Regions from separate parts of the Mus musculus genome. Here regions 1, 2, 3, 4, 5 and 7 are each linked to region 6. The links are chromatin loops, found by intact Hi-C in ENCODE. Cell type or tissue: heart. All regions are shown on one strand. Region 1 overlaps Dgki (diacylglycerol kinase, iota). Region 2 has its middle 140 kb from the start of Chrm2. Region 3 overlaps Chrm2 (cholinergic receptor, muscarinic 2, cardiac). Region 4 overlaps Slc13a4 (solute carrier family 13 (sodium/sulfate symporters), member 4). Region 5 overlaps 9330158H04Rik (RIKEN cDNA 9330158H04 gene). Region 6 has its middle 33 kb from the start of Gm38789. Region 7 holds the start of Gm52857 (a long non-coding RNA gene).

What was found. Peaks named below come from ENCODE experiments on the same cell type or tissue, not always from the same donor. Only the 100,000 strongest peaks of a DNase experiment are listed, where the experiment ranks them.
Region 1: it touches region 6 in a loop (5-fold over the local background); 17 of 42 quality-filtered maps call a loop at or near these places.
Region 2: it touches region 6 in a loop (4-fold over the local background); 10 of 42 quality-filtered maps call a loop at or near these places.
Region 3: a loop joins it to region 6, with 4 times the contacts of the local background. A loop is called at or near these places in 13 of 42 quality-filtered maps.
Region 4: a loop joins it to region 6, with 2.2 times the contacts of the local background. A loop is called at or near these places in 6 of 42 quality-filtered maps.
Region 5: a loop joins it to region 6, with 3 times the contacts of the local background. A loop is called at or near these places in 9 of 42 quality-filtered maps.
Region 7: it touches region 6 in a loop (5-fold over the local background); 2 of 42 quality-filtered maps call a loop at or near these places.

The regions. Positions count from the first base shown.
Region 1 is chr6:37,044,274-37,048,273 of GRCm38, reverse strand. It overlaps Dgki (diacylglycerol kinase, iota), which reads left to right. Exons shown (of 34, transcript NM_001081206.2): 12 at 94-154. Among named protein-coding and RNA genes, the nearest start is that of Gm52857, 140 kb to the right of the region's middle. In heart, a CTCF peak has its summit at 1,897 (motif pointing right); a DNase peak (open chromatin) is centred at 1,893.
Region 2 is chr6:36,246,917-36,250,916 of GRCm38, reverse strand. No RefSeq gene overlaps it. Among named protein-coding and RNA genes, the nearest start is that of Chrm2, 140 kb to the left of the region's middle. In heart, a CTCF peak has its summit at 1,627 (motif pointing right); no DNase peak of the experiment used is centred here.
Region 3 is chr6:36,391,479-36,395,478 of GRCm38, reverse strand. All of the region lies in intron 2 of Chrm2 (cholinergic receptor, muscarinic 2, cardiac), which reads right to left. Among named protein-coding and RNA genes, the nearest start is that of 9330158H04Rik, 5.2 kb to the right of the region's middle. In heart, a CTCF peak has its summit at 1,521 (motif pointing right); no DNase peak of the experiment used is centred here.
Region 4 is chr6:35,285,986-35,289,985 of GRCm38, reverse strand. Slc13a4 (solute carrier family 13 (sodium/sulfate symporters), member 4) reads left to right here. Exons shown (of 16, transcript NM_172892.3): 3 at 56-192; 4 at 2,069-2,232; 5 at 2,585-2,639. Among named protein-coding and RNA genes, the nearest start is that of Slc13a4, 20 kb to the left of the region's middle. In heart, a CTCF peak has its summit at 1,835; DNase peaks (open chromatin) are centred at 1,375 and 1,675; H3K27ac peaks cover 1,678 bases.
Region 5 is chr6:36,376,551-36,380,550 of GRCm38, reverse strand. All of the region lies in intron 3 of 9330158H04Rik (RIKEN cDNA 9330158H04 gene), which reads left to right. Among named protein-coding and RNA genes, the nearest start is that of Chrm2, 9.5 kb to the left of the region's middle. In heart, a CTCF peak has its summit at 1,799 (motif pointing left); no DNase peak of the experiment used is centred here.
Region 6 is chr6:35,377,958-35,381,957 of GRCm38, reverse strand. No RefSeq gene overlaps it. Among named protein-coding and RNA genes, the nearest start is that of Gm38789, 33 kb to the left of the region's middle. In heart, CTCF peaks have their summits at 817 (motif pointing left) and 1,869 (motif pointing left); a DNase peak (open chromatin) is centred at 1,907; H3K4me3 peaks cover 915 bases; H3K27ac peaks cover 1,232 bases.
Region 7 is chr6:36,902,420-36,906,419 of GRCm38, reverse strand. The region is part of intron 28 of Dgki (diacylglycerol kinase, iota); the gene reads left to right. It overlaps Gm52857 (a long non-coding RNA gene), which reads right to left and starts at 2,887. Exons shown (of 3, transcript XR_003956276.1): 1 at 2,665-2,887. In heart, a CTCF peak has its summit at 2,403 (motif pointing right); no DNase peak of the experiment used is centred here; H3K27ac peaks cover 910 bases.

The DNA of each region.
Region 1 (4,000 bases), 1.7 Mb before region 6:
GAATGTTCTCTGTGGGGAGTCCCCGTGCATTTGTCCCGAAGTTCCTCTCTACAGAGAACCGTGTGCTTACCTTGTCTTCCATTCCCTTTCCAGGCTGGAGATGTACAGGAAGGTACCAAATCTGAGAATTCTGGCCTGCGGTGGGGATGGAACGGTAGGTCCTTGAGAGAGAATCTGTCCTCTCCCTTACCCATCTATCTTCCTGACTGGGTCCCTGGGGGAGTTTTATCTTCAGCCCCAGTCTCTCCTGTCCTCTCAAATGAATGCCTGTCTGATGAGAGTCATGAGCCCCGAGGCTGAGAAGGACTTTCCAGTCCTCCAGGGAAGCACTCAGCCTTTATGTCTACGATACTGCACCGTGTTCTGTTGCAGAGGAAGGACACTGCTGTCACTGGATAAAGATTTTCACAGATGGCTAAATCCCTTTTTTCAAATACTAGCTGACATATTTCCACTTACCCCTTCATAGCTGTTGTTTATTAATCAAAATTATGTTAAAACACCCAGTACATAAAAACAAATATACTACTGCCAGGCCTCACTGTTGTTAGTTATTTTTGATGGTAGCTTTTTTTTACTAAGGCAATCTGCTGCCTCATTGTGGTTTTGATTAGCATTTTCTTGAATATTAGTGGTGTTGGACTTTCTCACACAGACATGTCCTCCATTGTTGTCTTTTGAGAAATGCTTATTGCAGTTGATCTTTTTAAACTGGATTGGGCTTCTGTGTTTGACCTCTTTAGAATTCATTATTCAGTCTGCATATTAACCCTTTGTCAGATGTATAGTTTGTAGAGTAGATAAGTAGAAAAACAAATGTATAAAAAAACAAATAAACAAATATAAAACAATGATGGACAAGAGATGCAAACATTGCTCAGTTGTTTCATACCATAGTTGTACATGCCATAGACTGATAGTACATGATAAGGCATGGTTTCCATGCAAACAGCATGTAGGATCTAGGGTTCAAATTCAGGTGGCCAGGCTTGTGTGGTAAGCACTTTACTCACGGAGACATCTGCCAGGATCACCTACCTGCCCTGCCCTTGGCTGCCTGTCTTGTGTTTTTCATTTTGCTGTTAATTTTCAGTTAACGGAAATTTTGTTTTGTTTGTTTTTATTTTCTTTTTCTTTGAGACAGGGTTTCTCTGTGTAGCCCTGGCTGTCTTGAAACTGGCTCTGTAGACCAGGCTGGCCTCAAGGCACAGAGATCCATCTGCCTCTGCTTCTTGCGTGCACTACCCCAGCCCAGCTTGCTATTTCTTTATGGGCCAATGAATGAGATAGCTCAGCAGGCAAAGGAGCTTGCAGCCGACCTGATCATCTGAGGTCAATTCCTGGAACCCATATGGTAGAAGAAAAGCTATGACTCTCAAAAGTTGTCTTCTGCCTTCCACATGCAGGCCATGGCACAAGCACAGAGCACCCACTGATTTCTATTTTCTCTCTCTTTCTCCCTCCCATTCTCTCTCTCTCACAAAACTTAAATAAATAAATAATTAAATTTCTTTGATCCCTGTTGTTTCTCTCTTGTATTACTTTTTTCCCCTGCCTTTGCTTGAGTTTCCTCAAACCAGCTGTTTGTGAATCAGTAGTCTAAAGATTTGCACACACCCACCTACTGTGGTTACTTTCATGTGCTGTGCTTTTACAGTAGGTGAGAGCCTGGTTTCCTGACAGCTCTCTTGGTGTTGGTTTGTGGCATCATCTAATGTGACTGAGCATTGACACTTAGGCTTTTATTAGGCTCCAGTCTTTGTATTTTGGTTTCACTTGTGCCTTTCCCTAGAGAAACTCTTGAGAGGTTTCCCCACCACCTCTGCAATCACTTTTGCTATTTCAGGGTTAGAGGACTAGTTCCGGCATTCACCGTTGGTGTGTTGCCACAGTTTCCTCACTAGAGGGCAGTCGAAGCTCATGCTTATCCTAATCCACATGGAAAGTAGTTCAGCTTGAACCAGATTATAACCTAAAAAAATGGTGATCAGCTCTGAAACCTAGCTGTAGATCTGGGCTTCACTCAGACACCTTATCCACAGCAACTTGCCTGTGCTCACAGACACCAGCATCAGGCCCGTGGTCACTCAAGTTGCAAAGCTGTTTCATGCTAGGAACTGAAGAAAGCACTGGAGTAGCCCCATGGCCAGTGATGCTATGTGCTGTGAATAGCTCAAATAGACCTACGGCCTAAGACAACTAGAATCAGATGAAGGTAATGCTGGCCCAAACACAAGCCTAATAGAATGGGGACTTATGTCTATGTTGGCACCAAGGTAGGTCCAGAGGCTCTTTTGTTTGCACAGGCCTGGGAGTTGAAGTTTTTAAAACTTTCTGAGTGTCATGCCTGGCACTGGGTTCCAAGGCCTAGCTAGTGCTAGAGTCGTTAATGTATCCAATCATCAGAAAATAGAAGCTTACTCTGTACTAGGCTGGGCTGAGATTGGAGTAGTGTTGGGTGTTAGGGAAGGCAGTTTTAATGCCGGATTGAATTGTACTCACATCCCCCAGCTCAAAGGGCCAGTACAGTCTCAGGTGTGAGGCTTATACCAAAGCCAGAAGAGATGCAGGCCAGTATATGAGTCTTTCGTGCTGGGGCTAAAGGTAGTAGCTAGTGGTGCTGACATATGACTGGAGGCTCTTTCCTTGAGTGCTTGCTTCTGGAGTACGGGTCTGTTTCAGACAATGGGGCCATTAGTTGGTGAGGTCTAGCCCAGTTATGGGTCTTTTGATTTTTCGCCGATGTTAGAAACCATTTTTGACGCTTAGTACTGAGCTTGAAGTCAGAGTCCTGGGCTAGCTTTCATGCCCTGCCAGCAGGTTGAGCCTGCTTTGGATGCCTGAGTCTGGAAAGCAGAGTATAGTGGAGGTAATTCTTGCTCCCTGAGAATTAACCTGGAGTCAGGGGCTGTTTCTCTTACATCTGGTTTCACTCTGGTAAGACTGATACAGGCTTTCAGGTCTAACCTAATTTCCTCCCCTTTTCCAGGTTAGGCTATCTTTGTCCCCAGCACTTGGGACTGGCTCCTTCCTGTCTTCAGTGTGCTTCTTTTTTGTTGTACTTTGACCAGGCACTGAGACATCTCACCTGAGTGAAGGTAGTGTGGTTCGTGGCAGCTTTTCAAACTACCATATGGGTGAAGCAATTATCACTGGACAAGTTTTCCCCGCCACTATCTGGCCACATTGCTATTTGCTCTTAAAAATGGGTTATATTTAGTAAGAAGTATGTGGTTTCTGCTGAAATTCTGTGTTCTTTTTTTTTGTTGTTGTTGTTGGAAGGAAAATGTAGAGCATTGGATAAGACAGTGTTGGCTCAGAGGTCAGTTCATTTCGTTGGCATTTATTACTTTTTTTGTTTGTGTGTGCATGCTCATTTATGTTCAGATATGTATGTAGAGGTCAGAAGTCAACCCCATGTGTCTTCCTCCATTACTTTCCACCTGGGCGTGCTCTCTCTCTCTGTCTCTCTCTCTGTCTCTCTAAGACAAAGCCTCTAAGCCTTTCACTGAACTATGGCATGCAGCTTTGGCTAGACTGGATGGCCAAGGTGCCCCAGGATCTTCCTGTCCCTGCCCCCATCCCTCCCCAGTGAGGAGATATAGCTTATGCACCACCAGCCCCACCCTGCATTTTAAGTAGGAATCGGGATTTCCATTCAGGTCCTCATACTGATGCAGCCAGCCTTGTGCTTACTGAACCCTCTCCTCCAGCCCCTCCTCTGTGTTATGCATGAGGAAAGTGCAGAATCTGTGTTTATCATGTCTCAGATCTCCCCTTGGCCTCTGTCTCCATGCATTTGGCAGAGATGGAGAACAGTCAGGGAAGACTCTTGTTTGTTTCCTGTGCTTTTCTCCTGGATTTGGAGTCTGATGTTTCAGAATCTCGGGATGTTATGGACCGTCTTTGATTTTCCCTGTACTCCCCTAATGATGATGCTTTATTCTCGAAGATAGCAACAGGATCTCCTTTCATAGCCTAGGAGCCCTGGGCACACACT
Region 2 (4,000 bases), 870 kb before region 6:
TATATTATTTGAGTTGTGTTTTCATTGCTAGGAAATATTAGGTTGGAGAATTACAGCAACACATTATAGTAATGTTAGGAAGCATGGCAGTGTCCAGGCAGGCATGGTGCTGAAAGAGCCCTAGTTCTACATCTTGATAAATTTCAGCATCAGGAAAATCCTTCTGAACTGGGGGGAGCCTAGGCATTGGAGTCCTCAAAGTCCACCTACACAGTGACACACTTTCTTCAACAAGCCATGCTTATTCCAACAAGACCACACCTCCTAATAGTGCTACTTTCCATGGCCCAAACATATTCAAACCACCACAACCAGGAAGCACAAAATATAGCAATGTTTGTTTACATGGAAATCTAAGGGTATCTACACAATTGAATTGGTCTAACTAAAAGAATAATGATATAGTATAAAAACGTTGAAGAACAACTTTTGATACCGTTTGACTCTTGGTTGTGGCAAGTGCTGAGTCATGAAATAATGGTTAGTCATGTGATAAAGTTACAATGTTTTCAACATGGGAAGGACTCTGGATGGGCAAGTTTTCTATCAGAATTGCGATGGTGATGTAAGTAAAATATCACAATTGTAGGGGAGTGGTGATCATTTACACTACTCCAGGAAATGCTATCATAGGTTGGCAACTGGCTTTGAACATATAAGATATAACAAAAGTGATACAACGCCAGGGACCTCTTTAGAAGCACTTAGGAGCCATTTTTTCCTTTAACTTTTCTATTTGTGAAAATCTTATGGATGGAGCTCCATTGGAGTTTCCTGGTAAATCCCTTTCCTGACTATAACATGATACAATTTGCCATTTGTCATAGTCTGGTTAAAGTACTATATCCAAATTTGAATACTTAACTCAGAAAAAAAAATATTTTATTCATCTCATGGATTTAGAACTCCAAGGACACGGTACTGGTGGTGTCTGCTTAGTTCCAATGAGGGCCTCTGGCTGCATTATACCACGCACAATTTCCTGGTTTCATGACAGCTAGCATGATAGCAGGAACATATGCAAGACAGAGAGACCACACAGTAAGACAGGAAGTGAGAGACCATGCAAGTTCCCAGATCACCTCTCATAACAACTGCCCTGGCAGAAACTAATTCCTCTGTTCTCAAGGCGGCATCAGATCTTCTGGAACTGCAGTTATAGATGGAGTAGCTGCCACGCACACGCTGAGGACTGAACCTGTGTTCTTTAGAAGAGTAACTAGCCACCTTAACCATTCCGCCATCTCTCTAACTACCAGGTATATTGTTTTAAGGCACCATAAACTTCCAGTGTATTAAGATCTTCTATTTGGATGTAACTTAGATTGTTTTGTCCACATGAAGTCATGGCAGGGCTGCATTGCTTTTTGTTATTGTTTTTGTTCTCAGATACCTGATATTAGTATGTAAAGAGCTCTTCAAAGAAAAATACTTTTTTAAAAAAATCACCATTTTCCTATTTCTATCCTATCAGCTTCATCTATTATGAATGAAAGATAGCTGAAGTACTAAAAATATCCTCAACGCAGCTTCCAGACTCTAGAATCTAGAGAATTGAATAAAAACAAACATTTCTAGTGTGCTCTTTTTTTTTTCTTGACAGAATGCTGCAACTTATCTCTTCTCCACTAGGGGGCAAAAGACAGTATGGGAACTTGAAGATCGTTCTGGCTGTGCTGTTAGAGCCTAATGGGGTACATGATCGCTGGGCTGCAGTGACCCCACACTAGCTTTGAGAACACAGAGTGAGAAAGAACTAATCACCTAGAGACAGGCGTGTCTTCAAAGGCCCTTAACAGAGGTGACAGATAGCAGTGGCTTGAAAACAAAGAAGACTAGACCCTTGGCAGGAGAAATTTGGGGAGATAGAACATACCTTGTAAAGACCCAGAAATATTCTAGATTCTGAGGCAGGAGGGACAGGAAAAAAACAGATTATCCCATGAGGACATGAGACAGGAAGAAGAGTGAGCTCTCAGATGGGTTGTATTACAAGTTGTACACCAGGCTTAAAAAGAAAAACAAACAAACAAACAACAACAACAACACACCTTAGGCCTTCTTTTCTTACCCAAGAGTAATGATGACTATTTTACACGTAGAAGTAACAAAATCATTATGATCACTTGAATCAATGAGTGTGGAAGAAATATTCACAGCATATCTTATGAAAAGTCTATTAGTATTACCGTGGGCTCTACATGTCTAGAACCGATATGTTCATACTTTTAAAAAGGGTGTACTGAGTATTGTTTTTTTTTTTTTTAATTTTCAATTGGAAAAACCATGAGTAGCAATAAATGAGTCTCAGAGAAAATGTGTATGGAGCATGGGTACATTACTTGTTCTGTAGATATGAGGGCCTGAGTTTGAATTCCTGGAACTACATGTAAACTGTATTGGATGTTTGTGCCTGTACTCCCAGCACTGAGGATCTAAGATAGGCAACACTCCAGAGTTTTCTAGACAGCCAGCCTAGCCAGATGGTGAGTTTATGGTTCACTGAGAAGCCCTGTCTCAAAAAATAAGACGGAGAAGGATAGAGGGAGACACCCAGGGCCTTAGGCTGGCTGCACACACAATGTGGATACATGATATTCATGTATATACAATATTTTCAGAGATATAAATAAATAAATAAATAAGATGAAAAAATGAGGGCCATTGTGGAATTTAGCAACTAGGTGTTATTGGTTCATTTTTAACCACTCTGGCCTCTTTTGAAGAAAATACAATGATAATCAAAATTTCTTCAGCAAACATTGAAAATATTACCGCATTATTTTAAAATATTTATCCTAATGTCTCATTTTATGCTTCTAATTTATAAATCTATAAGGTCATCCTTTCCTAGCATATTATGAATATGCAAGGATATCTAACAATGTGATTAATTTTAATTGTCACTTTCTCTGTCATACAGAATTCTAAACTGAGACATTCTTGGGAGGGGAGGATTTCTTTTTGCATAAAAATGTAAGGCAATTATAAAAGTGTATCTGGAGTTCCAAGGGAGAAAATGCTTAGCTCATCTTTCTTATGGGGAGGGGTTCCCACAGTAGCTATTCAGCTAAACAAACAAACAAACAAACAACAAAACAAAAGCCCTCAAATGCTATGGAAAATTCTAACCCAAAAATTTCTCTAAACCCTGAGTCTTTTCGAAACCATTCTTGTGCTGTGCTTGTCATACACATGTGTCAATGTCCTCACTGTCTTGTCAGATTAAAGGGGCTTGTGTACCAGTGACACACACACTGAGACCAGGAAGAAATGTATTTTCCCTTTTGTGTATCAATCCATTGCAGTTCTTTGCTCATTAAGACCTGTTTTGTTGAATGAATATTTGTATCCATGTAGAGTAGACAGCCTTAGTCTAATGTCTGATCCAAAGTGTATGTGCAATAGATTATAGCTATTATTATAATCACTTGTTTAGAAATCACAAAATCAGGGCTAAAAGGAACTTAAGTGCTTATCTGATTTGGGAATTAGAAAATAAACAAAACGAAGGTCTAGACAGAAAGCATTTGCCCAAGGTCACAGACACAATCCACTACAGGCCCAGGGCTATGACCAACATCATTTAGATTCGGGTCTGGCATCCTTTCTGCTATCACATACCAGCACCATTGCTGGAAGATATAGTGTAGTGGTTTTAGAGCAGATGTGTGGCAGTTCAGACTGGCATAGGAGTCTGTAGCTGAAACTCAAGCAATTTGGATGCCCACAGGGGAATGGGCAGAATAAATAGGGGCTCGCTGCAGGCTCAGGCCCAGATTGAAGAATCAAGCTCATTTATCATGTGTACTGCTCCCCCTCACCTTTGTATTCTTTACAGAGGATTTACAGATCTTGCTTCCCTGCAAGAAACTGACTTCTTTGAAGGACAGGTAGTGGGAAACACAAGCTCTGGACTACAGAGTGACAGCAGCTGACAGAGCCCCCGCCCTGCTGTGGGTACCCCTTCATCTCCAGGCTGACAGGAAGCTGCTGGCAT
Region 3 (4,000 bases), 1.0 Mb before region 6:
TCCTGTCTTTCCCTCCAAAACACACTATCATGTCTATTAAACACCAAAAATTCCATGTTATTATATTGATTCTGAATATAAATAAGAAATCTGGTTGCTTTTCAGTGGTTATTGTAATAATAACAACATCACTGATGAATTAAATGAAAGAAAGGAGAGGAGGAAGAAATGATGAGAAAGAAGACATTGGCTAATAGTTGTTTAGCTTTTACTCTAGTTGATCAGAATACTAAGCTACTATGAAGTCTTTCTATGCAGACCAAACAGAAAGAAATGATGAGTAAAGATGCAGCTGGGGAAAGAGACTTTATCAGTGCTGGACAGTCTCACTGCATCAGTGCTGGACAGTCTCACTGCATCAGTGATGGACAGTCTCACTGCATCAGTGATGGACAGTCTCACTGCATCAGTGATGGACAGTCTCACTGCATCAGTGATGGACAGTCTCACTGCATCTGTGATGGACAGTCTCACTGCATCAGTGATGGACAGTCTCAGTGCATCAGTGATGGACAGTCTCACTGCATCAGTGATGGACAGTCTCACTGCATCAGTGATGGGCAGTCTCCTGAATCAGTGATGGACAGTCTCACTGCATCTGTGATGGGCAGTCTCACTGCATTTGTAATGGGCAGTCTCCTGAATCAGTGATGGGCAGTCTCACTGCATCTGTGATGGGCAGTCTCACTGCATTTGTAATGGGCAGTCTCACTGCATCAGTGCTGGACAGTCTCACTGCATCAGTGTTGGAAGAGTTTATTACAACCACTTGAGAAACACTGGAGAATTTTTAAAAAGAGTACTATTACATGTCGATAACATAGAAGTTCAGTTTTGCATTATGAAAAGGATGTCTTGGAATGAAAGAAGGAGGTGTAGTACAGAAAGCTGAAGAGTGGAGGACCAGCTCAATACATCATAATAAAACCCCCTGGCAAGGGAGATTTGGGGAGAAGTTCTGGAGAAGCCCCAAAGAGAGCACTGGCCTGCTTTGCCACTTACGTAGAAGAAGCTGTAGAATTTGGAGTGAGAAAGATAAGGTGTTCTTAGCACATCAGTTTTGTGTCAGTTTGTTGGGTTATGAGTGACTAATAAAAATGTGCTCATTAATGCAGACGAAGAGTAAAACGTCTAGACATTTCCAGCAAGGAAGTCTCCCCATTAAGTCAGAAGACTTCATTTTCTTTTAAATCCGCAGATCAAAGCATACAGAATATTCTACTAGATTCTCCTCTTGGAAGTTTCTCTGCCTCTCATAAAAAACATTTCGCAATCATATTAAGTGCAAAAGGGTGTATAGGTCTAAATACTTACATACATACATAGAACTTTCTAGATCTCTGCACAGTAGACATCCTTTAACATACTTAGAAAACAGAAAAATCTTTTTTATTATATCATTGTTTAAACTATGTTAATTAATCCTTATCTGAGTCATTTTTATTTTCGAATTGAAATTAAAGTGTCTCCTAAGCTTTAAACAATGATGAGCGCCTCATAAACAAACCAGTGCACTTTCTGTCTCTGAACACCAGAGGGCATCATTAGGTGTAAGCTTGGCTGGAGGGAGAAGGGTTGAGGGGGAAAGAATTCCATTACTAATGACAGAAACTGATTCTTATAGTATACCCTTATCTACCATGAAGCATTACCATGGTAACAGCAGCAGCTAAGATGACTGTATATTTAGGTCATAGTATAAAAGGAACTTCAGCATGTGAGAAGAAAGAAGAAAACGAGATGAAGTAAGACAGGAATCGATAACATAGAAGCTCTAATTTCTCTTCCTCCTCCTCAGCTGATAGCAGTACACAAAGTCACATTTGCCTTGCAAAGCAGAGGTTGGCAATAAGGTCTGACTAAAATTAAAAGAAGCCATTGAAACTCAGAATCCGAATGTCCAAAGGGGAGGGGGGAATAGTAGAGAGCAATTCATTCACTATAATACTATGGAGAGATGCTAGAATGGACGTTGACTTGTGAACTTTTTCATGAAGTACTTAGATGTTTCACTTTGGGAAATCTATTTATCTACTTATCATGTGTTCAACTTGAAGGCATCTGACATCCTCTGGGTTCTCTTGCCTTAGCTTAGAGGTGGATGTGACACCTGGCAAAGTGCCTGGTACTCTTAATGCCTTTGGTTTCTTCCAGCAGAAATGATAACTAACTAAGTAGAATAAGCATGTTGTGCCAACTAAGAATGTAGTTGGCACTGACTCCCCTTACATTTCTTTCCCTGGATGTAGGGGGTCTAAGCAGAAAAGGCAGAGTTGAATTAAATGGATGGAGAGAACATGATTGAAAACTGAATATCACAGTTGCTTTCCCCAAACACAGAAAAAATACCGGCTATGCCTCTACATACAGTCAATTTGCATAGTACCCGAGTGAAGTCTCTGGGAGTCCAACAGGCTGTGTTTGCATCTTGGGGCTGCAACATACTATTTATGTGATTTGGGGCCATCACTGCATTTCTGTGACTGTAGGTTTCCTTTCCTGTAAAATCAAGAAACTAGCATCTGTCTCCTAGGATTGTTGTGATGAGAAAATGGATTCCTATATTTACTCATTCAGCAAAGATTTGTTAAGTTCCTGGGATGTGCCTGACACTATTTAAAATCATAAGGATTTGTAGCAAAACAGATAATATAATGCATGTAAGCGGCTTAGGAAAGAACCGGGAATTTAGCATAAAGTTTGAAAATGCCTAAGGAACAGTGACCTGCTTTCCATGATCTACCCCCTGCCTCTCTTACACACACACACACACACACACACACACACACACACACACACACACACACACCAGGTAGGGGGAGACATTTATGCACACATGCACATATTGTTATACCACAAGACAACAGCAGAGCCTAGGATATGCAGAAAGTATACTTGCTTTGCTGACCCCTAATGAAAGGGATTGGAACATCTGCTCAGTGAACTAAAGGAAACGGAGTGCAAACAAATGATAAGGATGATGGGCAGTTGTAAATAGCCACAAGGAAAATTTTACCAGGGTTGAATGCATTTGAGTCCTTGTGGGGACACAGCATAGACATCAAAAATAATATACCAGTGCAAACGTAATTTTTATGAGTAAAAACGGTCTTTCAAGGGGACTCTGACGTGTTGTTTATCAGACTCTACCTTATAGAGTAAAAGGAAGAAATGTTAAGATAAGATGAAGAATGCTCTCTGGGAAGTTATATGGAAAGATACTTAGGAACACTGTTTCACGTAGTGGCATATTAAGACCAGTGTGAGGAGTTGAGGCTATACCACACTTTATTAAGGTCATTTCCACAGAATCCTGCCCTTACGTTTCCTTCTCCTTTCTCTCCTTTCCTCTTCACCTCTCCTACTTTTGGCTCTAATTCTCTTCTTCACCTCCTTCTTCTCTTCGCATTGGGGTGGGTCTTGGAGACACATGCCTTCTCATGGGCCAGCTCATTCTTCACTGACCACTGGACACTCACACCTTCAGTTCCCCTACTTGTCAGCCAGCAGGCTAGCACCCCTGAAGATGCCCTGACGCTCTGCTACCCTTGGCCCTAGCAGTGGGCTATTCTGGATTGGAATTTGGCAAATGTTCTCTAAGTTTGTGTCCAATTTCCTGTCTGGACAAAGAGACAAATTCACTTTTAGAGTAATTTGTTAGTTTTATTTTTAAAGACAGCAGTTTATCGTCCCCCTGCCCCAAATGGTTGCCTATGGGAGCTCACCGGAGAAAGAGTTTCTATATTTTAACTGTTAATCTCTCCCACAGCTGTCTCTGAAGTCACTTAAGAGCTTCAAACACGTTTTCTGGGTTCTCATGCACTTGAACTATGATAGGGATATTGCAATCCACCTAGTTTCTTTCTCCAGTTCCCCTCCAGGCACCCTCAGGCACACTTACATAAGCACACATCATTTCTCCCTTTACAGGCTGACGAAACATCTGTCAAGTAGCCTACTCTTACTTTTGGGTCCTACAACTCAACTTTCCCTATGTCCA
Region 4 (4,000 bases), 92 kb after region 6:
GTCCTGCCCATGGCCTCTTCCCAGGTGGTGACTGGCCTTCCTGACCCCCCTACAGGTGGCGGCTGAGTACTTCAAGAACACCACGCTGCTGTTGGTGGGCGTCATCTGTGTGGCAGCAGCTGTGGAGAAGTGGAATTTACACAAGCGCATCGCCCTGCGCATGGTCTTGATGGCGGGAGCCAAGCCTGGCATGTGAGTCACATGGCATGTGGGGTCCTGGGGCAGTGGTTCCTCTGCTAAGTGGGAGGTGACACCAGGATGATGGACTCCCACCTCCCGCACCTGTGAGAGAGATCCCAATAACTAGGAGTGATCCTGATAGCCACAGAATACAGATCTGAATGGTAGCCCTGATGTTACTATCACCTGAATCTAAGGAATTCTCTTCACAACCTGGACCACAAGGACAGGTTTGCAACACCTGAGGGCCTTGTGAGAAAGCATAAAATGGACCAAACAGAAACAGTTTCTCTTTTTTTTTTTTTGCCTGTGGGTTAGAGTGCACATAGGTCAAAGAATTGGGTGGCTTTTCCATTGTCATTTAAGAAGCCATGAACATCTCTTCCCATCCACCCAAGTTGCTGAGGGGGGTGGGGGGAGTGTTGCTTCAATGCCTCACATGCTCCCTCTTTCTCCTTCCACTCGGCCATCAAGAGACCCAGCAAGGGGGCATCCTCACCCTCACAGCATTCGTGAGGGCATCAGGGTGGACAGTTTTGTGTGAGCCTTGCTCCCACTGCACAGGATCTCCTTTGTTCCTCTTCCCTTTCTCCACTCCTAACGGCTCCGGCTCCTACGTCTATGCAAGCTGCTGCACCCGCTGGAAGAGCAGACTAGAAACAATGTAGCACTGTTTTCAGCATTAGTCTTTCAAATGAGTTCTTGGAACTCTGAAGCCCGCCCCTGACTCCCAGGTTGCAAAGCAGAGCCTTGCTAATTATGGCTAAAGCCACCCAGGCCCAGCAACCGGCTGCCCACTCTGTGCTTCCAAGGCACACAAGGAGCATTGCTTCCAACATAGTGGGACCTTGTGGCTCCTTTGACTCTGTTCTGTTTTTTGTTTTGTTTCCCTTGTGGTACTGGGGGAGGGGTGGAGAGAATGAATGAAGCAATCGCTCATCCTTGCCCTAAGCAAGCACTCAAGCCCCGAGCCACATCTCCAGCCCCTGCATAGCTCTGGAAATCTTTATCCTATCAACAAGAATGTCCACCTGTCTGGGTTTGCCTTCTTCCCTATTTACCACACTACCCAGCAAGTTCATGCCGGCATGGCTCGATATCATGGCGCGCTATCAGTGGGTGTGCCAAACATGAGAGCTATGTTGCTCTCAGCTCAAACAAAACACTGCCAGGACTCAGCCCTGCTTGGGCACAATCCACACATGTGCTGTCTCCTTTGTGCAAAGTCATCTGAAGTATAAACAAGTCATCTTTGTCTCCACCTCTCCTAGGCAGCAAGCCCCAGGTCTGCACAGGCACGGTTTGCACTGTGCTTCCAAGTCAAAGGGAAATCATTTGAAGGTTATTTTTGTTCTGTGCTCCTCCAAGCTTGACGCTTTCAGAGACCAGCTGGAGACACACACACACACACGCACACACGGACAGGGGAGACTACTGTGGCTTTGTGGCCATCCTTGCAGCTAGTTGGCACTGGGACAAGTCGTGGGAGAACGAAGTGCCAGGACTGTTTGCTCCCAAATTACTGTGCTGACTTGCTCAGAGCATGGGGTGCCCTAGACTTGCTGGCTGCAGGGGAGGGGAAAAAGATCCCCTTATGCATAAGAGACACACCACAGAGCTCCACCTAACGTCCACACAGAGAGAAGGGAACAGCCTCTGAGTCCCTACCCTGGATCCTTTCTATCAAAGCTAGCCCTTCTTTCTTTAAAAGCTTTTTTCCTGGCCATGGTCACTAGCCACGGCTTGGGAATCATTTGCTGGACCAATGCTGAAATAAAGGGTTACCCCGCACCAAGTTCTGGGAGTTTAGAGGTGAATGGCACCTGGGGGCTCATTAGGGTCATAATTCATCAGGATAACGCTCTGCCCAACCGTCCCTGCCCTCCAGGCTCCTGCTGTGTTTCATGTGCTGTACCACCATGCTGTCCATGTGGCTCTCCAACACCTCCACCACCGCCATGGTGATGCCCATCGTGGAGGCGGTGCTGCAGGAGCTCATCAACGCTGAGGAGGAACAGCTGGCAGCCGGCACTGAGGAGGCTGAGCTCATGGGTACAGTTCACTGGGGGCCCATCTCCCCTTTGCTCCTCCCCCCAGCCTGGTGCCCATCTTCATTGGAGCCTCTTGGCCATGCCAGCAGTCACAACCCAAGCTACCCTTAGCCCATTCTCATTCTTCCTACGTTGCTCACAGGCATCCTCCACCCCTTCTCTTTGTCCCAATTTCTCAAGCATTATTACAAAACTCCGGTGTCTGCCTGCATCTACAGCCCCACTATGCCTTCAGAGCAGAGAGAAGGGGAGAGGCCATCACACCTCTGCCCCTGCCCTGAGCCCCTGGCCTTCCACATACGGGGTCCACTGCAGCCTTAGTTTTAACTTCCTGTGTTTCTTTACCACTTTAGGTCTTGATGTAAACAACAGACAGACGTCCATGGAACTCATCTTTGTCAATGAAGAGTGAGTATGACCATCCCTCTTCCCAGACGGAGCCTCTTGGGGCCATTAAAGAGGACAGGAAAGATAAGACCAAATCGTCTCTTTTAGATGCATGTGCCAAGCTCGCCATCTTGTCCCCATCCATAGGATCTACCTCTGACGATCTTGAGGGGGTCTCCCCTAATTCCAGAACACTTGGGAATAAGGAGGAATACAAAGACCCACGTTAATTCCAAGTAGATGTAGGAGCCGCCCTATGGCTGCCAAGTACAACTACATCTGTACTGATGCGGTTAGAATACTGGGGGACAGTTGTTGACAGGCTGTTTGATGCTCTAGCAAGCTGAAGCTAGGAAAGGAGAAACATGGTCTTGAGCATTCAAATGCTGTGGGGTCCATCAACAGCTGACTTCTTTTCAGAGTACATATATACATATATACATACATACATACAAACATACGTGGTCTTTAAGGGTATTCCATGGTGAATACAACCCATTTTTTTAAAAGATTTATTCATTTTATGTATATGAGTACACTGCAGCTGTACAGATGGTTGTGAGCTATCACGTGGTTGCTAGGAATTGAACTCAGGACCTCTGCTCACTCTGGCCCCGCTGGCTCCAGCCCATATATTTATTATTATATGTAAGTACACTGTAGCTGTCTTCAGAAACACCAGAAGAGGGCATTAGATCTCATTATGGATGGTTGTTAGCCACCATGTGGTTGCTGGGAATTGAACTCAGGACCTTTGGAAGAGCAATACAATGCTCTTAACCACTGAGCCATCTCTCCAGCCCCGAATACAACCCATTTCAAAGTTGTATTTCACAATGGTTCTTTATAATTTGCCCGTTTAAATACAAAAAAAAAAAAAGAATAAGAGCTCATACCGAATGAACTCAACCTATAGAGCTGGACAGACACAGAGAGGGACAGACGCAGAGAGGGACAGACATGGAGAGGACCCAGCCAGAAACATCATCATCTTCTTCGTCTTCCCACTGTCTTCCATGGTCACCCTGTTCTTGCTGCCCTCTGCCTTTCTTGGTATCTCAGATACCACAGCTTTTCTGGCCCCTTCGGAGAGGCACAGTGATCTCACTTTCGGATCCCCAACAGGCTAGCCCAGGTTCATATCAAAACTTTGCTGTTTCCAAAGCTTGTCCCCTTTCTGTGGGTCCACAGCGGTTCCCTCTGGACCCAAGCCTGCAGAAGAAGAGATGAGAGTTGGTGGGGGTAGGAACTGACCTTTCGTTGTCCCCTGCCCCAGCTCCTCCTGTCCCTTGTCTACTGTCCCCTCACTCTGCTGCTTCTGCAGTCTCCAGGGTTGGGGTGAACATAGGGAACAGAAAAGACCAAAGGGTAGACTCTTGTCT
Region 5 (4,000 bases), 1.0 Mb before region 6:
TAAAATAAAAATGAATTTAAACCATTGCTATATCACTTCATCAGCTGGAAAGAGAATAGAAGAGACATGTACACAAAAAGACAGAGATAGGTAAAGAAATATCAATAGATAGATAGATAAAGAAATACCAATAGAGAGATAGATGGATAGATAGATAGATAGATAGATAGATAGATAGATAGATAGATGAAAATATATAGTATGTTTGGGAAGAAATCATGGAAAGAACACCTACTAAGGAATATTAGATGCCCCAATGGAGCTGTTGCTCATGACCTATAAAACAACCCCGAGAAACATCCTCTATATTAACCTCAAAGTATATAGCAGGTCTGGGAAAGAAAGGAGCCATGCCTGTTTTGCACTCCTGCACTAAGCTTCCTGCACTAAAAACTCAGCATGGCTCTCCTACTAAATTCAATTTCTAATCTGCTCAAATGCATCCCAGAAGCCCACTGCATGTAGCTCTTAGGGAAAGTAGGTACCGAAAACAGAATAGCTGTGAAAATGTGCCTGTACCCTTCACTTTGCTCACCTTCTCCCCTGGGTAGTGGCACTGCAACTTCTTTAGAAACCTGATGGCACAGAGGAAAAGAATGCACTCAAAATAGTCAGGGTGTGTTGTGACAGGGTAGAGGAGAGAATTGAAATGTTTGGCAGGATAGTCACTGAGGATAAGGGTCAGAATCTAATACCCTAAACCGGTGTGCCCAGTTTCTCTCCAAAGGGATTCACAATGAACCATAAAAATTAATCCAAATGCTTTATTAAAGATATATATATATCTCACCTTCCATGCCTATTTCAAAAAGCATGGCACTACCAGGGAGACAGCATATTTTAAGACCTTCTATGTGACTGTGTATAAACATAAGGAGTATTTGTTTAGCTTTCAGGCAAAAGTGGTTTCCTAACACAGATAATTCATCTCAGTACAATCCCAAGCAACATGGATTAGAAGACAGTTTGTTTAGGGGTGGCTATCAAGTCACCATTCACCCCCTAAATCTAATGCCCATCACCAACGCTTACGTGTTACCTCAATGCTGACCATCTCAGCTCACTTAAAATAACTCTTCAAACATGCCTACCTTGTGTACATATCTGGGAAGCGAGGTGAGCTTTAAATGGTGAACTTCAGCTTCTCACTAAAAGGCTGAATTTTACACATTTTACTCTTGTTACAATAGTAGGAACAGGGTGGGTATGTATCCAGCCACATCTTATGATGCCAGTTTCTTGTAACTATGCCACACAGGATATCAAAGTATTCCACACAGCTCATACTTACCCTAATGCTCACTTTGCCAACACACACACACACACACACACACACACACACACAAGCATTACTATTCACAATTGTATAGTTTCAACTTTTGTCAGAGATTCAAATTTGTGTTTAGACTTTATGCAGTAAGGAGGTTAAACACTTATTAATTTGGTGTATTTGTTTTCCAAAATAAAGTGCTTTAGGTATGTTAAACAGAAAATGACTTGAATCATAATTTGAATTCTTCCATAGGACATGCCCTTAGATAAACCATTTAATTCATCCATGTTTCATTTTCCTTATCTACAGTAAGGCAACGTGGCCGTCTTTGTTTTTCTAAGGAATTTCAGATGACTGAGATATTTTGTTATGTCCTTGTGCTGAGATGAGCATAAACACATTTTAAAGACAGAAACTGTCCATTATGTCCTTGTGACTATTTTTATCATTGTTATATTATCTGAAATGATTCTATTTACTAAATCTGGTAAGCAGAATAGTGCCCCCTCATGGACCTTCTCATTTTTATTTCCTGGAAATTGTGACTGTGTTATGGCACTCCAAAAAATTAAATGGCAAATAAAGTCTGTTTATCACTTTAAAGAGATAAATTATTTGTTTGGGCTCAAGATAATCAGAGGTGTCATTAAATTTTGGTATTCAGGTTGATATCTGAGATTGAGTGAAGTACTGTGAGAAAGATTGGTCATTGATAGTTTGAAGGAGCTATCAGCTCAAAATAACATATAACTCTTCTAGCTGGGAATATAAGAAAACAAATGTTCTCGTGAAGCCTGTTAAAAAATAAAGTCATTTTGCAAACCTGAATTTAGCCTTCTGAGGTTCATTTCTGACTACACAATTATGAACTTAAGATCAGAAGTGTGCATAGTTTAGAATCCCCTCAAAATGATTTATTTAGTGATATTAAAACCACTAAACCAGGTTTTCAGGTAGATGCTTTAGTTTACTGAGAGCATGATTGTGCTAAGTACTGTTCTTAAATGTCCAAGTCATGCATAGGAATGACAACAAACCTTCCGGGAGAGTTAGAGGAGTAATAAACTTGTGGAAAAGTGTTTCATTGTCGGTAGACATTCAGCACTAGGGACAGTGCAGACATTAGTTCAAGTCTTGGGTCAGTACCTTGGATAGAGGACACTCGGAGTTGATAGATCTTGTGGGTGGATTTTTCTGTATGTCTTCCTCTTCTAAGACCTCTGAGATTTAGGGAGTGATTTTGCCAAATCGACAAAGAAATATTTTTTAAAAGCACTTGTTGTGAAGTAGCTCTCTGATCATTACTGAGTTCCCTCATCTGAGCTTTGCTAAACCCCATAGGAGCCATGTGCATATGGCAGCATGTAGTGTCTGAGAACTTTTCCCCTATGCTCTGTGTGGTGTGGCCTCTATTATAGAAATACAGGTAAATCATTGCCAGAGTGTGTTTCCGTGGGCCTCTTCTAGAAAGAGTAAAGCAGAAAAAAAGTAATAAGGATAGAAACTAACCAAATGATAACAACAATCAAAAAGTTCACAAGCAAACAAAGAAGTAAGCAAAGATGATATATAATGCTGTTTGTCAAATATTCGTAGTTCACTCATTGGTGCAATGGGCCAGGATCACGTGATCAGATCTCTTTCTCAGCCATGAGTAGTACTGATGGGCCTCTTGCTAAATAATTCATTACCAGTTTGAGAACCTTCTAGGCTCTTCTTTCCTTCTGATTTCACGATAGCGTTTGGGATACCAGCATCCCAGCTGTAGATCGATCACTGGGTGATTTCTGCTAACACCTGTGGATATGTAGTGAGAACACGGGATAAAACTTTGCCATTTATGCCAGAAATAATTTTTACAGATTATCCTCTTCTGATTTAAAAAAAGATAATCAAGAAAGTTTGGTACCCAGAATCTGAAGTGGATGCAAAAACTAAGTGATAGGATGAATAAACAAGGGCAAATTATGGTGGAAGAATATTTATGATAAAGAAGTTAAAAGCTCTTGTCTGGCAGCATGTATGCCCCAAGATAGTGCCAAGCAACTATGAACCAAGTCAGATGTAGGCATAGCTCTGAACAAAGCTACTGGTTTATATCCCCATTTCCTACCTAACATTTTCCATTTCTTCATATGATAGTGTTTTAAACTATGATACCTGTTATGACCAGCATCAAAGCTCTTACCTTGATGAGTTTATCAGAGTCTAAATCATTTCTTACTCTAAACTGATTATTTTGGGAGTAGTCATTTGTCACCATATTTCTACTATGATCAAAGTTCATCCGTGTGTGTTTATGTATATGATGTTTATGGACATGTGTACATGCTCATATTTGTATGTGTATGTGGACACCTACTTTTCATATAGTGTGGATGAAGATGAAGAAACACACTTGGCTATTGGTTCTTTTATTCCATCTTGTTTGAGACAGTCTGTCTTTGTTGTTTGCTGTATACAACAAACAACTGCATATAGTCATCCAGCTGGCCTGTGAGCTTTTGAGACTTGTTCTATTTCTGCCTCTGGTCTCACCATAGAAGCACTGATGTACAACATGTACGTTATTTTAAATTCTGTGGACTCAAACAAGTACAGCAAATTCATTACCCATTGAACCATTTCTCCCACACATGGTTCTCATAATTTTACGTCTAGACAATAGTTAGAAGACCATGTCAGCTTATGTTTCATTGAAACAACAAACATTTATTTATCAATCAT
Region 6 (4,000 bases):
GGGAAGACTGTCAAAGCAGGGCTGAATATGTATGAGCAGAAGAGGAAACTGAGGCACCACCAGTAGCAGCTGAACCAGTAGGTAACCATGGAAGTGCAAGCTACAGGGCCATCAGCCAACCCAGCCTAGGTTGGGTGCTGGTATGGGGCGGCGCTTAAGGGAGGGAAAGTTAGTGTGTGTGACCAAAGTGGTTTGAAAGAGAAAGCTTGTGTTTGGGCCAAGACCCACTCCAGAAAATGCCAATGACCTAAAGTGGGTAGACAGGCGCTCAAATCTGTACCAAGCTGCCAGGGTGGCAAGCTTCCTCTTTACAGCCCTTAGAATTCACAGGGTTTTACTGTCAGTGTGGATCAGTGGTGTGTAGATGATGTGGAAAGTGTCCCAAGCAGGAGGGACAAGGCAGTCCAAGAACTCAGCATCTATAAAGGAGTCTCAGCCATCTCCTATGTCTTCCATCTGGACCATGAAGAGCGATTTGGTCACATCCTAGAGCTTCAGGGTCAATCTTAATATCCCCCCAACACCCTTAGTCTCCAAACACAAGACTCCCGGCTGAGCTGGGTGTATTTCTACTCCCTTCCCCTCCCCTACACTGGCAATAATTAATGCTGACACAAATGGCCACAGAAGACACATTCCTAAGGCTGTGGACCACTGATTTTGACCTTAATGTTGCTCTTCTCAAGCTAACTGCCCAAATGCAATGGATTAGAGCAGGCAAACAGAAGCCAGCCCTCAGGCAGCTGGCTCAACGTTTAGTACCTCTCCCCTTTCGCAAGTTTCCTTTCTCCTGGGAAGAGAGTGCCATCTAGTGGGCAATTAGTGAACTTACATATGCCACTCCACTTTTTTCCGTTCTTCCTTTCTTTTTTAAGTTATTTTATTTATTTATATTCCAGTCGTTGACCTCCTCCCCCACCCCCCCGTCCCTCCGACCCACCATTCCTCATCCTATTCCTCCTCCCACTTGCCTCCCAGAGGGTGCTCCCAACCTCCAGCAGGCCTCCCCCTTCCCTGGGTCCTCAAGTCTCTTGGAGGAGTAAGTGCATCTTCTCCCACTGAGGCCAGACCAGGCAGACCTCCGCTGTATATGTGCCAGGGGCCTCAGACCTGGCTGTGTATGCTCCTGGTTGGTGGCTCCGTCTCTGGGAGCTCCCTGGGTTCTGTGTTAGTCGAGTCTGCTGGTCTTCCTATGAGGTCGCCCTCCCTTTCAGATTCTTCAATCTTTCCTTTAATTCAACCTTAATTCAGTCCAATGGTTGGGTGTAATTATCTGCCTCTGTCTCGATCAGCTGCTGGTAGAGCCTCTCAGAAGACAGGTATGCCAGGCATATGCAAAGACCTGATTTCATCCTTGAAGCGACTCTGTAACCATCTACTACCAGTAGTTAAGAGCACTGGCTGCTCTTCCAGAGGACCTGGGCACAATTCCTCAGCACCCTCATGACTCTATACAACTATCTAGAACTCCAGTTCCAGGGGATCTGTAGGCACCAGGCATGTATGTGGTGTACAGAAATACATTCAGGCAAAATAACCATACACACACACACACACACACACACAAATAATAAGTAATAGTAGTAGTAATAATAATAGGAATAATAATAACAGCAACAATAATATTTTTTTAATTAAAGAAAGGGGAACTGGGTGGAATTGTTTTCTTTCCGCTGTGTGTGGTATAATAAATGTGCTTCCATCCACCCAGAAATGCAACTCCTTGCCCATTGCAAGGACAGCATGTGGGCCCTGCCTGAGGAGGGAAGGAGGGAGTTCCTAAGCTGAGAGAGTCAGCAAGCTGGAACACTCAAGGCTGAGAAAGACAAGTTAAGGGTTTTGACAGATAGGAGGCACTGTTCTGCTAGAGACTGAAGAGGGTGACCCAAGGGCGCCACCTGCTGCCGGCAACCAGCGCGAGGCCCCTCCCGCTTTCACTATGGGTCGCTCTGGTTCCCTTGTTTGCTTTGCTCTGATTCGATGTTCAAAGGCAGTGGGGGGTTGTTGATGTTTTGGATGAAGAATGGGCCTTCTGAGAAACAGAATTCTTCCAGCCTAGACTGTAAGGGATCGCGAACAGGGAAGCAACGTTCGGGGTATGCCCCCTTAGCAAGAAACCATGTGAATTTTTTTTTTCTTTTTCTGGTTTTCTTTGTGACTGTGCTGGAGCTCCAACCCAGAGCTTTGTGCTCTTGCACTCAACCACCGAGCCACACTCCCAGCTCCTTGCTTTTTAAGACAGAGCCTCATTATGTAGCTGAAGACGGGAGACAGAGGCAGGGGGTGGCAGGTTACAGAACCTAACAGCTGGCTAGACCATGTCATGTTAATCAATCTCAGCCTGACAAAGGCAATGTATTTTCTTTGGAGTCATCTAGGTGAGAGGAGGCAGATAGCTCAGAGACCCCAATCCTTTCTCTGTCTACTGTCCCTGAGAGGCAATGAAGACTAAAGCTTGCAAAACAGTCTGCCTTGAGTATAGTTCTGCATGCGTATGCCAAACCTCGGGCCAGATGTGCTAGCTCCTGGCTGGTCATCATCACCTTTTCAAAGATAGGTACGTTTTTAGCCAGCCTACTTATAGCAGTGCTAATTGTGGGCCACAAGCTTTCCAATATAGTAGCAGGCAGGGTGAGTAATGGGATTTTGATCTTAAGAAGGCTAAGTTTCCACATCTAAGTAGCTGTGGTATGCTGGAACAAAGAACTTATTTTTGCCTTCCAAGGTAAGCCAGAGCCAAGAAAGCAGACTGCTGGGGGCTATGCAAGTTGACACATGCTCCTTAGCCCAGAAGCTAGAAAGGGCAGAGCGGTCATTCGGGGAGGTGAGTGTTGACCCTGCCACCTATCCTCACTTCATTAGGCTGGGATGAGTCTCTCACCAGAGTCTCTACTGCTCTCAGAGATACTGGGGCTGTTGACATTGGCCCGAAACCACCCACAGACTCCTCGGCCTTGCGACTTTCCTTTCTACAAATGCCAGGATTCCCTGTGTTTGCTGAGTTTTCTGTTTCTTGTCCAAAAGCTTGGGTGTCTGTGTGCTAAATACACACATATGCCGGATTCTCTCTGGGGCCAAATGTTTGGATGACACAACACTGGGAAAGAACATCCACACGGTTGAGTTTTTCCCTTAGATAGCTATTTGGCGCTGGGTAAAGATGGTTACTTTTTAATAATAAACCCTCTAAGAATGGCCAGGCTGGCTAGTGGCAGGATGGTGCTACACAGAAACTACTTCCTATTTCTCAAGCTGGTGAACATTGTCACAGGTTCTGTTCTGAGGTTCTTCATTCCAGAGAGTCACAGGAGGTAGAGCCCTATGGCCAGCGTAAGAATGCAGCTGCAGGGCTGAGGTCAGCTCAGGTTGACCTGATGCCACCAAAGGAGAAGGAGATCAAAGGAAGAGTAAACTGTAAAGAGCATTTAAAGCGAAGCCAGGGAGACCCAGATCCTACTGCCCAAAGTACAGCCAACGCAGTTAAAGATCAAGGAATAATCACTCAAAGATGCTAAGAAGGATAGATTCCAAGATGGTTCCTGTGACTGGGGCTAAAGTGCTGGGCCTTGGCCACAGCAGACCCACTACAGTGCTGGTCAGAAGACCCAGCTGTAGAAAGGACCCCCATGTCAGCCCTGGGTCTTCTGGGTCTCTATAAGAACAGCTTTCTTGGGGGACTCTGTCCCAGACCCCAACAACTGCCAAGATGAACTGCAATCAGCTCTGTCTCCATTTAACATGAACGAATATGTTCCTCAGTATCATCTAAGTCAGTGCTCCAAGTCCCAACCCCTTGAATGAAGAGGGAAATAAAAAATAAATTAGCATGACACTGGTTGGGAGGAGGAGGGACTTAGCACAAGTGAAAGGGGGTGAGACAGGAAAGGGGACAGTGACTATGTGGGAAGCACATGTATGAAAATGCCATGAACCTTTGGGATAGCATTGAAAATGTAAATGAGTAAAATACCTAATAAAAAATAAAATAGTTCGACAAAAA
Region 7 (4,000 bases), 1.5 Mb before region 6:
GAAGCAAGAAGATTTAAGATATCTGATGTGTTGCTGTGGTGAATCGAACCCTAATCACACTGCAACAGAATGATAGGTGAAATGCTGAGTGTGTTCATCGAGCTGTGCAATCCATCTTTATGTTGCAAGCTTCAGTACAAAACAATTTGACCTAGAGAAAGTATGTCGTGAAATAATAAAAATATATCCCTATCCCTTAGATGGGTTGTGGCTATTTCACAAGTTCAAAGGTAGGCAGTCCTGATAATGGTTTATGGGGAGTTAGATAAGCCACTGAGGTGAGCTCCGTGGTAAGCAGGGGTAGCCAGAAATGTTTATGTCATGCAGCCTACACCATGAGATGTGCTTTCCATACTACTTGCCTGGGTATTTGGGGTTTTCTTAATTACTCCTTGAAGACATTTAAGTGTTCTTTGAGTGGAGAAGGAGATGACTGGACACACAGGAATCCTAATATCTAGAGCCTGCATATACAGACTCTAGACATTCATAAGTGGATCTAAGTGTGGAATCCTTATGTGCAGAAAACTTGCTGCTTCTTGGCTTGCCAAGTAGGCTGGAAACAGTGGACAGGGACTGCAAGGGACTCGTATGAATGTTATTTAAAAAAAAAAAAAAAAAAAAAAAAACCAAAACCACAGAGCTGGGCAGTGGTGGTGCATGCCTTTAATCCCAGCAATTGGGAGGCAGAGGCAGGCGGATTTCTGGGTTCAAGGCCAGCCTGGTCTACAAAGTGAGTTCCAGGACAGCCAGGGCTATACAGAGAAACCCTGTCTCAACCCCCCACAAACAAACAAACAAACAAACAACAACAAAAAATAAAACCCAGAGGAATGGTGGCTCTGTGTTTATGACCACAAGCTGCCTTTCTTGAGGCCTGGTTTCCACTCCCATCACCCACATGGTGGCTCACAGCCTTCTGTAAGTCTTGTCCCAGGGAACCCAAAGTCTTCTGGCCTCAGTGGGCACTGCATGTATGTGATGCACAAATATGCCTGCAGGCAAACACTCATGAACATAAAAATAGAAATCTCAAATAAATTTAAAAAAAAATAATAAAACCAGAGCCAAGAGGATAGCTTTGCCTTCCACAACAGTTTGCCTCCAGGCATTGTGAGAAGCTGGCAAAATGTTAGAGATTTTTTTTGCGATGGAGCTGCTTCGGTATCATTTAAAACTACATAGCTGTATCTCCATCTCTTCCTGTATGCAGAAGCTGGAGTGCTGTTGGGCCAATTCAAACAAAAGTGTTCCCAAGAACAGGGAGGCTCTGTGCACAGCCCGTCTTGTCTCCCCTGGGAACATCCCTGTGCCAGTACCAGGTGTTCTGTGCCGTGGGATTTTGTACAGTCAGCCCTCTTTAATCCAGTTACAGGATGGCTTTGGCTCTCATCAGTTTTATAAGTGCAGTAGAGATCCAGGGTAGGGAGGATGGTGTCCAAAGCTAAAACAAGTGACCATCCATACAAGGGATACTAGTTCCACCAACTGATACCGCCTCTCTGCTAAAGGGGCAAGTTCTTTAGTCATGATTATTAATAGCCCTTTAGAACATTCTGGAGCTATCAGAAGAGTGGGCACACTTTCACTGGGGCCCAAAACATCATTTCTCCCTTTCTGAATAGGAGCAGAACCCAGCACTGAAGGAGCCAGTTTATTCTTCTCAGAGCTGAATCCTGGGGAGCCCGTTCCACAGGATTCCTACCACATTACTGGACGTGGCAACTGATATTCAGGAAGCAGAAGGGAATGTGGGCCCCAGCCTGGCCTTCCTTCCTTGCTCTCCGCGGATGGTTAGCCTCAGTCCCACATCAAGTTCCTAGTAAATGTCTGGAAGTGTTCTAAGCATCTCTCATCGATGCACCAGTCTGAGTCCTTACCAGCGCTATGCAAACTCTCCGTTGTTCTCAGAGAGAGCCGCGGGCACTTTTCTGGCCCGTTGTCATTATTGTGGTTCCTCTGCTTGCCTTTAGTATCCCTCATCAACACAAATAAATGTAATAGCATGTTAAATTAAAATAAACCACATATTCCCAAAATGCAAACAGATTTGTGTCCCAGACTGAGCTGTGAGTCAGGGCTTCCCAAGTGCTGCTAAAGCATGAGTCTGGTTTCTAAAGGCTATACCCCTGACTCCCTCTGTGTGTGTCTCCTTTGGTTGTATCTTTCCTGTTCCATGTTTCCTTTTTCAGACGCATGCTGACAAATGCTTTTGCAAAGGCTGATTGCTCACAGATTTCAAATGCTTACACGCAGTGTGACAGTCAGATCTCCATGCTGAATAAATAGGTAAACCTGACTCTACCTCCTTTATCTATTACTCTCCTGTGTCAAGGCCCCCTGGCCCTTTTCGCTTGGAAGAAACTCCTTTCTCATTTTGGTTACATTCCTGGAAAGGAACGGTAGGTGGCAGTAACATTTCAATTCAAAGGGTGTTTAGGGGCCTCCAGAAACTGACTAGGAAGAGTTTTCAGGCTGGAAAAGCAAATTGTACAAGCTAATGATGAAATTGCTTTTAAAAAGGATTAATAGATGTAAATGCAAGAATCTATTTTTTAAAAATGACAGTATATTTCGAACACAGCTTTCACACGGGTCATCCGTGGCTGTACTTGCGTGGAGAATTTTGAAGATGGAGTGGTAATTGAGTGGATAGATACTCACCTCAAATGAAGAGCTCACCCGTGTTTGTGATGTGCATTTTGGGACTGTCACCTCATCGACGATGCCCATCTCTGCGCTCCTCCCCCACTCTCTGCCCTTTCCCTGTGTTGGGAGTGAATGTTACCTTTGAGGCCCTCTGGCTGTCCCTGAAGGGGACATGAATAGAGTGTGTTTGTCTCTCTCCTCTCAATGCTACTTTGTGTGGCTGCTGTAGCTTTCATCCTTGCTCTCTCTCTCTCTGTCTCTTTCTCGCCTGAGCTCTTTGACATCTGTGCTTTGTTCATTGTCTTAGAGAAATGAGCATAACGAGAAGGAACAAAAGCAAACAAAGGCGGGTTTGTGTAGCTGATGGAGAGTCTCAAGCAAAGGACTTTTGGTCCTCTTGTCCTTAATTATAGATGCTCTGGGGCCCCAGTAACGGTAACAAAGTTGTACCTTGGACCTATTGGCTGGCTCAGTGTTTCTCAACAAGTCCTCCATGAGACTTCATGGAATGGAGTCCTCTAGGGATAGACACACAGACCTTTGGTGGAAGTTTAAGTGAGAAAAGCCCTTGCCTAGAAATAAGAATCTACAGTTCACTTTCAAAGTGCATTAAGGCACACCTGGGTTTCCTTGATGTAAGTGGAAATCTGTGCCCATCAGCAGGCACTGGGAGCTGCTAAGTCTGCAGCAGCAGCCTTTAACAGTGGAACAGTGGGAACCCAAAGATGGCATTTCTTTAGTAGTAAACAGGACCCTGAAAATGTGCCTGGAAGGAGTGTCCCATGAGAAATTGTTTTCCATTTGAGACCCCTTAGGTGTCTCATAGCCAAGCAGAATACTCCAGGCCCAGATATTTCCAAAAATTCACCATAGCAACAGAGTGTACCTATGTGGTGTGCTTCATTGCAAAAAGATTGTGTTTTACCAAAGAGTGAGAGGTAAAGATGAGGGGAGCCTAGGAAGATCTCAGGACTGTGACCAGGAAAAGAAAGAAAGGAACGAGGGGAGGGGAGGAGGGAGAAAGAGAGGGAAAGGTGGATTGGGCAAGAACATGGAGAGTTGGTAAGAAGCTTCTAATAGATAGGCTATCCTGAAACTCATAGACCAGGCTGCCCTCCACTCTGCCTCCCGAGTGCTGGGATTAAGGGCGTGTGCTGAGTAGGGTGTGTAATCCCTTAGTCTTATGGAAAGTGCTATGTTAGCTACTGGAACTAAGCAGAGTGTACAGCATGCATGCAGTTGCCTTTGGTGCTCGGGCATGTGTGCTGTACACACTGCTTAGTCCCTCTCATGTAGCTTACTGCTAAGACTATTCATAGTGTGCTGAGCAGTGTGCAGAGGCAAAACAGGA